Linked DNA regions of Mus musculus: all the other regions are linked to region 1. A link is a contact called in ENCODE POLR2A ChIA-PET data. All regions are on one chromosome and are shown on one strand. Each heading gives the region's core, a stretch centred on a gene start or an enhancer-like site at or near the end of the contact. The rest is flanking DNA. Distances are from core to core; before and after follow the strand shown. Region 1 holds the start of Nes (nestin). Region 2 holds the start of Gpatch4 (G patch domain containing 4). Region 3 holds the start of Hdgf (heparin binding growth factor).

Region 1 (3,962 bases), core at 975-3,474:
CAGAGAACAGGGGTGTGGCTCACAGCACCAGTGTGGAGCTGCTCACAGCCTATAACTCCAGCTGCAAGGGACCCAGTGTCTTCTGGGCTCTTAAGACACCTGGACACATGGGGCCTATACACAAATACACGTAAATAGAACAGTTTTACAGGGTCAAGTTTCGGGGCCCTTCAGCCAAGGAGACAGTCAGTACTGTGTACCTGTATGTAGCCACTTCCAGACTAAGGGACATCTTGAGGTGTGCCAGTTGCTGCCCACCTTCCAGGATCTGAGCGATCTGACTCTGTAGACCCTGCTTCTCCTGCTCCAGGGCTTCCACAGCCAGCTGCAAAGCAAGCCGGCAGAGTGAGTGGGAGGGGCCTCTGCTCTGGGCCATGACTCTCTTCACTGCTCACATCTTTGTAGGGCAGAGTCCTGTTCCTCTACCTGCGTTCTCCCTGTCTGGAGCACTGTGCTGGACCCCCGGACAAGCACAGGAAACACTCCAGGCCTCTCCTAGATAGACCAGGCTTCTTCTTAGGATGCTGGTTAAATGGTAACACATGCTATTGAGAACCTAGCTCCCACGGGAGGAGATGGGATAAAGGAGAGGAGATGGGTTACACAGCGGAAGAGGAGGCAAAGTGGAAACAGAAGGAAAAAGCAATTTATCAAGAGTCGCCTCGAGAAGGCTTGGAAGGAAAGCAGCTGGGCCACCACTGCCCCCGGCTCCTCATAGCAGGCTGGGTTCCTCCACTTCCCACTTGTTCTGGAATCCTTCTCCCCCAAGAAGAGTGGGCAGGTGGTCACGTCGGGACTTCTGTCTGGGCCAGGCAAGAGGCTGTTTTCTCAGCTGTTGGTCACATCTGTGCAATATGAGGGGGAGGGTGCCCCAGGCCTTTGGAATGCGCTTCAGGGAGCTGAGAAGCCTTGACACAGAGAGGGGCTGGTGGTCTGCGGTGGCTCACACTGCCTTCCTTCACTATGGTTGCTAGGAACCTTCTGGTGGGGAGAGAGCATGTGTTGGGCACCTTCTGATTGACAACTGCATAGTGAAGGGCACAGGGAGTCACCCTAGAGAGGGGTTGCCATTCAAAGAGTGAGGAGCAGCTACAGTGGGTATTGGCCTGCGGGCCTTTCAAGGGGGCTGTGCTAGGAGGTCTCAGAATTCCATCCATCCTGCCTGTCTGGACAGGGAAGTCTAGGACTTGTGCTTGCTCTGAGCAAGGACTCCTGAATACAGTTGTCCTTGCCCCCACCCCTTTCCTGAAGGTCTCTTGCCATCCTAAGTACCTCCTAGGGCTTGGTTTTACCAGGGACAGGGTGGGCGTGTTGGTGACCCTCCTCACCTGGAACTTTTCAGTGGCCTGCAGCCGGTCCTGCCAGCGGCCTTCCAATCTCTGTTCCAGCGCCTCTCTGCGCTCCTGGAGGCTGTCGCGATCAGCCTGCAGCTGCTGCACCTCTAAGCGACTCTCCCGAGCGCCCCGCACGGCTTGGCCCAGACGCTCGCGGGCCTGGCCCAGCGAGCTCTCCATGTGAGCCACGCGCTCCTGGTAGTCACGCACCGCCCCGCGCCACACTTCGCCTAGGCGCCTGGCCAGCTCCTCGACTTCAGGGGCCCGGATGGGGGATGCGTGGGCCGGCGCGGGGGGTCGGCGCGGCGTACAGGCGGCCTGGGCGTTCAGGTGCGCGCGCTCCTCCTCGTGCGACGCTCGCAGAGCCTCTAACTCGCGCTCCAGCTCGGCAGCCTGGGTGCTCAGCCAGCCCCGCGCATTCTTCTCCGCCTCGAGCGCGCGCCGGCTGCAGGCCGCCTCCTCGATGGTCCGCTCCCGGGCGAGCCGCACCTGCTGGCACCGGCCCGCCACGCTCTCCAGCTCTTCGGCAAGGTTGTCGCGCTGCACCTCAGCCTCGTGCTTCTCCCGCCAGCGCTGATCGACGAGGACCCGCAGGGCTGCCAGCTCGTCGTCGGCTCGGGCTCGCCAGGAGGCGTCCCCGGACTGCGCCCGGAGTCCCCCAAGCTCGGCACTGAGCAGCTGGTTCTGCTCCTCCAGCGTCTTGACCCGGGTCAGGTAGGCCTCCAGGCGTCGATTGAGCTCCCACATCTGAAAAGATTCTTCCCCGACGCAACCCTCCATGTCGCTGGTCTGGCCCCCCGAGGGCAAGCGGACGTGGAGCACTAGAGAAGGGAGTGGCCCTTGGAGCTTTTAAGGGGGAGAAAGGGAGTAGCGGCGACAGTGACCCAGCGGAAGCGGAGGATTCCAGCAGCGAGCTGAAGCGAGGGTATTCATACTCCCGCCGGCCGGGCGGAAAAGGGGCGGTCCCTAGGCCTTAACCCTTTAGAGTTCAGTGCAACACACAGCCCGGGTCCCTGCATCATCCCAGCTCAGCAGAGAAGAATCAAATTGTAGCCTCGCCCTGGCGGGGATCCCGTCCGGTGCGGGTGATTTTCCGAAAGAGGCTTGAGATACAGCCAGACAGCCCAGAACACCCTAAGATGCACAGAACTGGGCCCCAGGACCTCCTTTCTCTACACTCTTACTCAAATCCTCTAGGACTCAGCTCCTCATTTATAAAATGGCTTGGTGTTGGAAACCTCGTGAACTGTTGGAAAAACGGACGGTGCAGTGTTTTGTGTATAACAGTAAATACTCACCCCCAAGAGAGGCAACATTGCGAAGAAACACTGCCCGAAGAAAGAGGAGCCCACTGGTACTGAGGGAAGTCTGCCAGTGCTCCGGAGGCTGAAGTAGGATTGACACCAGCCTGGGTAGTAAACACCACCACCACCCCTTTTCTTCAGATGGTTGGTATGGCTATGTAGATCAGGCAGGTCTCAGGGACGCTCCTGCCATAGCTTCCCCAGTGCTGGGATTAAATGCCTGTGCCAGTACCCCTGCCCAGTTAATGTTAGCAGACACAATGCCCAGTTCGTACCCGCAGAGGGACGTCCTACCCTACCCTACCCCGCACCAGGAAAAGGAGACTAGCAAGGGAAAGTTTTTCTCCTTTGAAGTTCGATCCCTCTTGTCATTTAGTGAAGAAGTTACGCGGCTCTCAAGAGAGCCCCCTGGTGGCTAAGCATGAAGTTTGGCGAAGAAAGAAATGAAGCTGTAGATTTTCTACAAGGGACCAATATTTCAGGCTCAAATATTTGAATGCTTGCTCCCCAGGTGGAGGACCTGTTTAAAAAGATTGGGGCCGGGCAGTGGTGGCACATGTCTTTAATCCCAGCACTTGGGAGGCAAAGGCAGGCGGATTTCTGAGTTCGAGACCAGCCTGGTCTACAGAGTGAGTTCCAGGACAGCCAGAGCTACACAGAGAAACCCTGTCTCAAAAATCCAAAAAAAAAAAAAAAAAAAAAAAAAGGATTGGGAGGAATGGCCTTGTTGGAGGAGGTGTGTCACTGGGGGCAGGCTTGTGCTTGTACATTGAGACCTGAGCTCTCAGCTGCTGTTCCAGTGCCATAACCGCCTGCCTGTTGCCATGCTCCCTACTGTGATGTTCAGGACCCGCATAGTGAGCTGAGGAGAGACTGGTTCCCACATGGCATACTGTGGCATGGTGCACCTGTACACACACACACACACACACACACCAATAATAAGAAGAACAATAATAAATCTAAATTCTTTAAAATAGCTGTTTGAGTCAATGACATGAGTTTCATCAAACTTTGTTCAGTGAGGCCAGTTTAATCCCTTTAACCCCAGCACGCAAGAGAAAGAATAAAGCCAATCTCTGAGTTTGAGGCCAGCCTCTACATAGCAAATGAGTTCTGGGCCACCCAGGATTACATAGTCAGATCCTGCCTTAAAAGAAAAAAAAAATAGGGGGCTGGAAAGACTGCTCAGTAATTAAGAGCACTGACTACCCTTCCAGAGGTCCTCAGTTCAATTCCAAGCAACTACACGGTGGCTCACAACCATCTGCAATGAGATCTGATGCCCTCTTCTGGTGTGTCTGAAGACAGCTACAGTGTACTT
Region 2 (3,962 bases), core at 1,003-3,502, 72 kb before region 1:
TGCACATCTTTAATCTCAATACTTAGGAAACAGACTAAGATCTCAGTGAGCTGGAGGCCAGCCACTTTTACATATGTCCCAGGTCAGTAAAGGGGGCTTTGTAAAAGCCTGTCTCAAATATAGATAGATAGATAGATAGATAGATAGATAGATAGATAGATAGATAGATAGATAATCAGTTCTATCAGTTTCAAAATGTGATCCAGGGCCCCCTTTGGGCTGGGACTTTTCCAGAGGCCTATGATGTCAACGTCTTTTCTCAGAAATCCTCCCACATTATTCCTCCCCCCCTTTTTTTATTTTTTGAGACAGGTTTCTTTGTGTAGCCTTGGCTGTCCTGGAACTAGCTCTGTATACAAGGCTGACCTCAAAGGCATGCACCACAAATGCCTGGCTCCCTCTATTTCTCATGACTGCATAGACTGTGTAGTTTCCCAGGTACCACACCAGTGATAACGATGCTTTGTTAAGGGACTATGCTCTTGTGTACTCTGGTGTCTAGGAATACTCTTCAATTCTGCATAGCTAAATGCCCCAAAGCTCACAAAACCTTATAAAATGGAGGCAGGGTGTTAGCAATCGTGACAGTCGAGTTTAGGAAGAATCACATGTCTATCCACCTTTCCATTAGGAAGGATGATTGCATGAAGCCCAAATGAAACGGAACTGTGAATACAGCAACACAAAAACGGGGTAAAGAAGTGGTCTTCTTGACCAAAGTGTGGACACTTAACCCCTTCCTAGAAATGGGAACAAAACACCCATGGAAGGAGCTACAGAGACAAAATTTGGAGCTGTGACAAAAAGATGAACCATCTAGTGATTGCCATATGCAGGGATCCATCCCATAATCAGCTTCCAAACGCTGACACCATTGCACACACTAGCAAAATTTTGCTGAAAGGACCCAGATATAGCTCTCTCTTGTGAGACTATGCCGGGGCCTAGCAAACACAGAAGTGGATGCTCACAGTCAGCTATTGGATGGATCACACGGCCCCCAATGCAGGAGCTAGAGATATTACCCAAGGAGCTAAAGGGATCTGCAACCCTATAGGTGGAACAACAATATGAACTAAGCAGTACTCCGGAGCTCTTGTCTCTAGCTGCATATGCATCAAAAGATGGCCTAGTCGGCCATCACTGGAAAGAGAGGCCCATTGGACTTGCCAACTTTAGATGTCCCAGTACAGGGGAACGCCAGGGCCAAAAAGGGGGAGTGGGTGGGTAGGGAATTGGGGGGGGTGGATATGGGGGACCTTTGGGATAGCATTGAAAATGTAAACGAGGAAAATACCTAATTAAAAAAAAATTAAAAAAAAAAAAGAAGTGGTCTTCTTGGATTTTTTTTGTTTTTGAGGGCTTACTAATTAGCCTGGCTAGCCTGGGTTACACTGGCCTGCCTCTCTCCCAGGTGCTACCTTGCTTCTTGAAATGGAAACAGAAGTAAAATTTAGATGCTGAGGTCACCATGCAAATACCACTTATTATAAATACCAAATTATTTCTGACTATTTTAACAGTAAGAATAATCATACCCCACACTTGTAGTGCATTGACTCACCACGAACCTGCTATTAACTGCTTCACATGGATTGTCTCATTGATGCCTGCCAACATCTTATAAGAAGGTATTACTTAGCCTTAATTTACAAAGAAGAAATCGAACACTGCTAATTCGAACACCAAACAACTGGCAAGTAGTGGATCCAGGATTGGTAGTGAAGCATTTCATGAGCAACTCACTGCTTTGTACCTTTACAGCTTCTTTCTTCTGCTGTAAGCCTTCCCCACATTCTATTTCTCATCACAGTAATTCAAAACCACACTTCCCGGAAGGCGGAGGCAAGCTTTATTTCCCAGCCCTTGAGAATCGTTCAGCGTTTCTGGACTGAAATGAGTGACACAGTAGGAATCGTTTTTTAACGCACTTGCAATGGGCCGGCGTGGGCAGACGCAGCCTGATCTGCGAAGGCTGCAAGTACACTGAGACGCGGTCTCCTTTCCAGCCAGTTTCCAGGGATGTCCAGAGCCACCCGTTTGCAGCAGCCTAGAGGACCAGCCGCCGCCTTTTCCTCCGGTTATAAATCCAAGCCCCGCAGCCACAGAGTCAGCAGGGTGGAACTACTCTCCGATCTTCGCCCTTGCTCCCGCCCCTGGGGAAAGCAAGCTCCTTACCGTCAGTGTACAGTCCTCTCCGTGGAAGCACGTGTGACACCCGACTTGGGTGCAGCCATCTTCCCGGAAGTGAACTTTGGCCCTTCTAGGATGCAGAAACCATAGAGACGTCCTGACAGTAGCCACTCCCCTGGATGTTTGCCACGGAAACTGAGTTCCAGGCTGGGTGCTAGTTTCCTTCCTGCAGTTGTTGGAAGCCAATGCGCCGCCCTAACCTCTGTTTCGGGTCCCCCACCCCCACCCCCACCCCCGACCCTATCCTGAGCTTTCCGGAGTTAGTGCCTCCCTTGAGGCAAGGACACTCAGGCTCTGCGTAGCGGGATCAGCACTGGTTGCACACTACCTTGTCCCTTTCGTACTGGGAACACAAGAACACTTAAGACTCGACCCTTAACTTGGAGGAGCATGTAGACTTGCTCCAAGAAGAGGAGACGAAAAGGGGTCCAGGGCACCGGAGCTGCAAGTACACCATTCCCACCAGCAGTTGTAGGCTTCTGCGGCCGGCCGGCCGCCCAAAAACAAGGGAAAAGAGCGTTTCATATTGCCTCCCCATATGGGAATAGCCATTTGCTTGTTATCTAGAACGCAATTACGGCAAAGGATATAATAAAGAAAATACACTGAGGGCAGAAGAGATAGCTAACCCATTAAGAGTGTTTCAGATTGAGTTCCCAGCACCCATATGGATTCCAGAGGATCCAACACCTTCTAACTTCTGAACTGCAGATGCATACATGCAGGCAACGCACACACACATATAAAATTACATCCTTAACAATTAATTAAAAAGAAAAGAAATTACAGTGGGGGATCTTCAAGAGCATCCAAGTCTAGTTACCAGTATCCATGTTGGGTGGTGACACATGCCTTTAATCCCAGCACTCGGGAGGCAGAGGCAGACGGATTTCTGAGTTCGAGGCCAGCCTGGTCTACAAAGTGAGTTCCAGGACAGCCACGGCTATACAGAGAAACCCTGTCTCGAAAAACAAAACAAAACAAAAACAACAACAAAAAAAGATGCACAGTATCCATGTTGGGTATTCACAGGTACCTGTAAACTCCAACTCCTGGGGACCCATGGCCTCTGCTGGTATCTATAAACATATACACAGGCCCACTCACAGAAACACATAATTAAAAATGAATCTTTAAAAAAGCAAAACAGAACAAAACAAAACAAAACCCATGATAGCAGAAACAGAGATGCAATGGGTGAATTCTGAAAATCATCCTACTACCCTGACCATGTCAAGAGAACGGGAGTCTTTTGTAACAAAAGAGTTATCTGGTCACATCTGTGTATCATTTGTGTGAGGCCCATATTAGGATAGTGTCTTAATTGTTGTGAAGGAACAACATGACCAAGGCAACTCTTCTAAGGAAAAAAAATTTAATTGGGGCTGGATTACAATTTCAGAGGTTCAGTTCATTATCATCGTGGTGGGAGGCATGGCAGCCTGCAGGCAGACATGGTGCTGGAGGAGCTGAGAGTTCTACATCTTAATCCAAAGGCAGGAGACAGGGACTGCCTTCTGCAGGCAGCCAGGAGGAGACTGGAATTCCACATTGAGCAGAGCTTAATCATGGGAGACACACACATCCTCTGCCAAGGCCACATCAATTCTAACAAGGCCACACCTCCTAATATTGCCATTCATTTTGGGCCAAACATTCAAACACATGATTCTATGGGGGCCAAACCTATTCAAATTCAAATCACCACAGGCAAATAGGAGCATCTCACTATCCTGCTAACCAATACATTTTTATAGCACCTCCTATAG
Region 3 (3,962 bases), core at 1,035-3,534, 65 kb after region 1:
CCACAACTCGGTTTTGTCCTTTTGGGAGTCAAGGGGAATGCCTTAGAGGTGATAGCCTGGTGTACCCCTGTTAAGTGTCACAATGAAGCCAAGTGTTGGGGTGTCTCTTTGAGACCCATTTACAACTTCAGCTCAAAAGTCCTGGCTTCAATAGAAAGAAATTGTCTCTCTCTCCTGCCCATCTCTCCTAGACACTCATAATGAAAAGAAATAATAGATGGTATATCTACTCCAAGGGCTATCCTCTACCCAAGGAACACCAAAATCAGAGGGACTTGTTCATGGGGCCCCAAAATCTCATGAAATAAGGCATACCAGAAGGTTCTGTAAATCAACATTCCATAACTACTTCTCTTTCCTCAGACATAGCTTACCTCTGAACTTTGTCTCACCCCCAGCAGGGAAAAGCAGTAGAAACCTGGGTCCAGCTCTTGCCCTCCCTACCAGTGCCTTGGCATCTGGACCAAGAAGCCAATGGATCAGAGGATGCAAGGTAATAAATTACATGAGTGTTTACATGACACACATATACAAAGCCTAGCTTCAGTCAGGCCCTCGAGGCCCTCTAAGCTTCTGGAAAGAGTCTGGCCTCTCTCTCTCTGCACTGCACTCCCAGGCCAGACCCAGGCCTTACTTGACCCATTTTAAAGTTTCAGTGAGCAAGGCTCAGGCAAGTAGGATTGAACACACTCCTTGGGATGGAGGGAGAGAGAGAGAATATGGAGGGCCACTTGAGTTTTCTCAAAGATCAAGGTGTCCTGACACCCTGAATAGGAACGAAGACAGCATGGAGCCTCAGAGTCGTACTGAGCCAGATGAACAGTCAGCCATACTGTAAAATTCACAAGGCAATCCTGCCTGAGACCCCTCCCTCCAGGCCTTTCTGCCCGAGGATTTCTTTTACACAAGTTCCACACCCTAAGGGGCTGAGTCATGCCCTCACTCGGTATCAAGGGCCCCCTCTACAATCGTTTTGAAAAATTCCCAGAAGCAACCCTCCCCCCAACACACACACACACACACACACACACACACACCTTTTCCTGGGAGGGAAGGTGATAAACACAGCAGGCTTTCTGCCCCACCCTCCCACCTGGCCAGGTGCTGGAATGGGGAAGGCCCTACTCTTGGCGGGTTCAAACAACCACATGGCTGACACCGGCCTCCCTGACTGGAGACGCTCACTAATGGGAAGCCGAGGAAACTCCAGCGTCCCACAATCCCCCACACCGCGCTAAGGTCGTCTGTACTGGATTTCCCAAAGCACACGGGGGCCCTGCTGCCTCCAGTTCCAAGTCTGAGCTGGAGGCATATGGAGGGATGTTCTTGTAGAGCTGGGGGCTAAATCGGTTATGGCAGAGTCACCAGGCCAGGCAAGACCATTTTTAAGTAAGTCGTCCCCAAACATTTCACGACCCTCCCAACTTCAGAGTTCCTACCAAAATGCTCCAAGAAAGTTTGTGAGTCGCCAACTCTACATCCACCTAACCCTCTGTGAACTGAGACCCCTCGCACCCGTTCGTCCAGCCAGAGAAACCTGAACTGGAGGCAACTATCAATGGAGACTCAGGGCTCAAGCGGGGCTCCGAGAAGGGGTTGGGATTCGCGGCGAAAGAAGCGACACACCATCGGGCCGCTCCCCCCCCCCCCCCCGCCACCGTGAGCCCGAAGCCTCGGCCGCTGTGACGGAGGGGTGAGGGCGAACTGAGCACGCGGCGCTGCCCGCCAGGTGCCGGCCGCGATCGCCTCCGTTATGTAAGCGGTGGTGGGCTCCCGCCAGCCAGAACAGGCCTGGCACCCCTGCCCCTACGCCCGCTCCGCGCTCGGCGGCCGTGCCCTCCCGAGCGTTATGCAACCCGCAGCAGGGCCCGCGACGGCCGCGCCACTCACCCGGGCCGGCCAGTGTGGGTATCCTTTCATCTTCGCAAACACCAGGTCTCCGCACTTGTACTCTTTCTGCCGGTTGGATCGCGACATGGCGGGGCCGCGGGCGCCCCGGGCTCCGCGCCGAGCCGGGAAGCGCGAGCCCAAGTTTGCGCGTGCGGCGGTTGCGGCGCCGCTGCGCTCCGGCCCTCGCGCGGCCCCCGCCTCGATGCCGGCCCCCGACGCGAGCTCCGGGGCAGCCACGGCGTCTGCGCCCGCGCGCCGCTCGGACAGGGCCGGGCGCGGTGGGCAACACACGGCTCCGGGAGCGCTAGCTCGTGTGGTTGTTTGTGTTTGAAATTCAATTGCTCCCTCCTCGGCGCGAGCGAGGCCGCTTCCTCCACCCCCCGCGGCCCACTCCTCCCCTCGCGCTCCCGCCCGCGGCGGTTCGATGCGCGCAGCCAATCGACGCCTACAGCCTGCCCCGGCCTCACACCCAACCTGGAGGCCGCCAGGCGGGGCTCAGAGGCACAGGCTTGAAGAGCCGAGTGCCGAGCGCGCCGAGCGGGCTTTGTGTGCGGGCGGGTGGTGGGTGCCAGCCCAAAAGGAGCTGGCGCCCGCTGGACAGGCTGCACGTGCCCCTCCCCGGGCTCCTCTGAATGCCCTGGCCAGGCGGGGCCTACTGTGGCCTGCCTTGCGCTCTGTCCCCCCTACCACGTGCCATGTCCCAACCCACGTATTTGCTCTGCGCCTCTGACTTCTAACTAGTTAGACCGCCAAGGCAAGAGGTGTACCCCACACACTCCACGTGCTTCTGTTGGTGGCGGTATAAGAGTTCGAGTCCTACCATTTCAGTCTACTCTAAATTAACAGCTGTATCTGGACTATCACCAATTACCCTCACTAGAATAAGGAGGTCCTAAACGATAAAGACAGTTGGATACCACTAAATCTAGTTTGGAGATATATAGTATTAATTTGAAGACTGTATTTGGCCTGGGTTATATTCTAAGGAATGATGTGCGCAAAACTTGATCTCAGATCTCAAACCAAACAAGATTTTGTTGTAATTACATCTCTGTGCAATGGGTTTTTTGTTGTTTATATCTAATTGTTTTATATCTTATTTTTATTGAGACAGTCTTTTTTTTTTATTTTTTTTTATTTTTCAAGACAGGGTTTCTCTGTGCAGTCCTGGCTGTCCTGGAACTCACTCTGACTGACCTCAAACTCAGAAATCCGCCTGCCTCTGCCTCCCAAGTGCTGGGATTACAGAAGTGTGCCACCACTGCCGGGGGAGACAGTCTTAGTATGTAGCCCTGGCTGGCTGGCCTGCATACTCTCTTTTTAAAGAGATTTGAAGGTTTCTGGTTTTTGTTTGTTTGTTTTTGGTTTTTCAAGGCAGGGTTTCTCTGTGTAGCCCTGGCTGTCCTGAAACTCATGTAGACCAGGCTGGCCTCAAACTCAGAGATCCACTTGCCTCTCCCTCTTAAACGGGTGCACCACCACTGCCCAGCAGATTTGAAGGTTTTTTTTAATATTTATTTATTCATTTATTATTTGTAAGACACTGTAGCTGTCTTCAGACACTCCAGAAGAGGGCCTCAGATTTCATTAGGGATGGTTGTGAGCCACCATGTATGAGTTCAAATGGTCCACAAACAGCTGGGATTTGAACTCAGGACCATTGGAAGAGCAGTAGGCACTCTTAACCACTGAGCCATCTCACCAGCTCAGATTTGAAGTTTTTATTTGTGTTTGTGAATGCATGCTACATGTGTGGTGTGCAGAAGAGAGTGTCAGATCCCCTGAGGCTGGAGTCGCAGGTCATTGTGAGCCCATTCACATGGGTTCAGGGAACTGAACTTGAGTCTCCTGGAAGAGCAGCAACTGACCACCTCTTCAACCCTAATCACAAATTCTTTAAAAAGTTTAATGATGCCTGGCGTGGTGGCACACGCCTTTAACCCCAGCACTCAGGAGGCAGAGGCAGGCAGATTTCTGAGTTCAAGGCCAGCCTGGTCTACAAAGTGAGTTCCAGGACAGCCAGGGCTATACAGAGAAACCCTGTCTCGAAAAACCAAAAAAAAAAAAAAAAA

What was found. ChIA-PET counts read pairs that join two places held with the same protein, here RNA polymerase II (POLR2A).
Region 2: POLR2A ChIA-PET joins it to region 1 with 13 read pairs in Patski. The contact joins the promoter of Gpatch4 here to the promoter of Nes in region 1. POLR2A ChIA-PET finds 5 or more read pairs at or near these places in 2 of 5 experiments (Patski and embryonic stem cell).
Region 3: POLR2A ChIA-PET joins it to region 1 with 53 read pairs in Patski. The contact joins the promoter of Hdgf here to the promoter of Nes in region 1. POLR2A ChIA-PET finds 5 or more read pairs at or near these places in 4 of 5 experiments (Patski and embryonic stem cell).

Annotation. Positions count from the first base shown.
Region 1 is chr3:87,969,355-87,973,316 of GRCm38, reverse strand. It overlaps Nes (nestin), which reads right to left and starts at 2,224. Exons shown (of 4, transcript NM_016701.3): 1 at 1,329-2,224; 2 at 201-325. The coding sequence starts at 2,114.
Region 2 is chr3:88,041,396-88,045,357 of GRCm38, reverse strand. It overlaps Gpatch4 (G patch domain containing 4), which reads right to left and starts at 2,252. Exons shown (of 8, transcript NM_001110809.2): 1 at 2,179-2,252.
Region 3 is chr3:87,904,643-87,908,604 of GRCm38, reverse strand. It overlaps Hdgf (heparin binding growth factor), which reads right to left and starts at 2,284. Exons shown (of 6, transcript NM_008231.4): 1 at 1,891-2,284. The coding sequence starts at 1,977.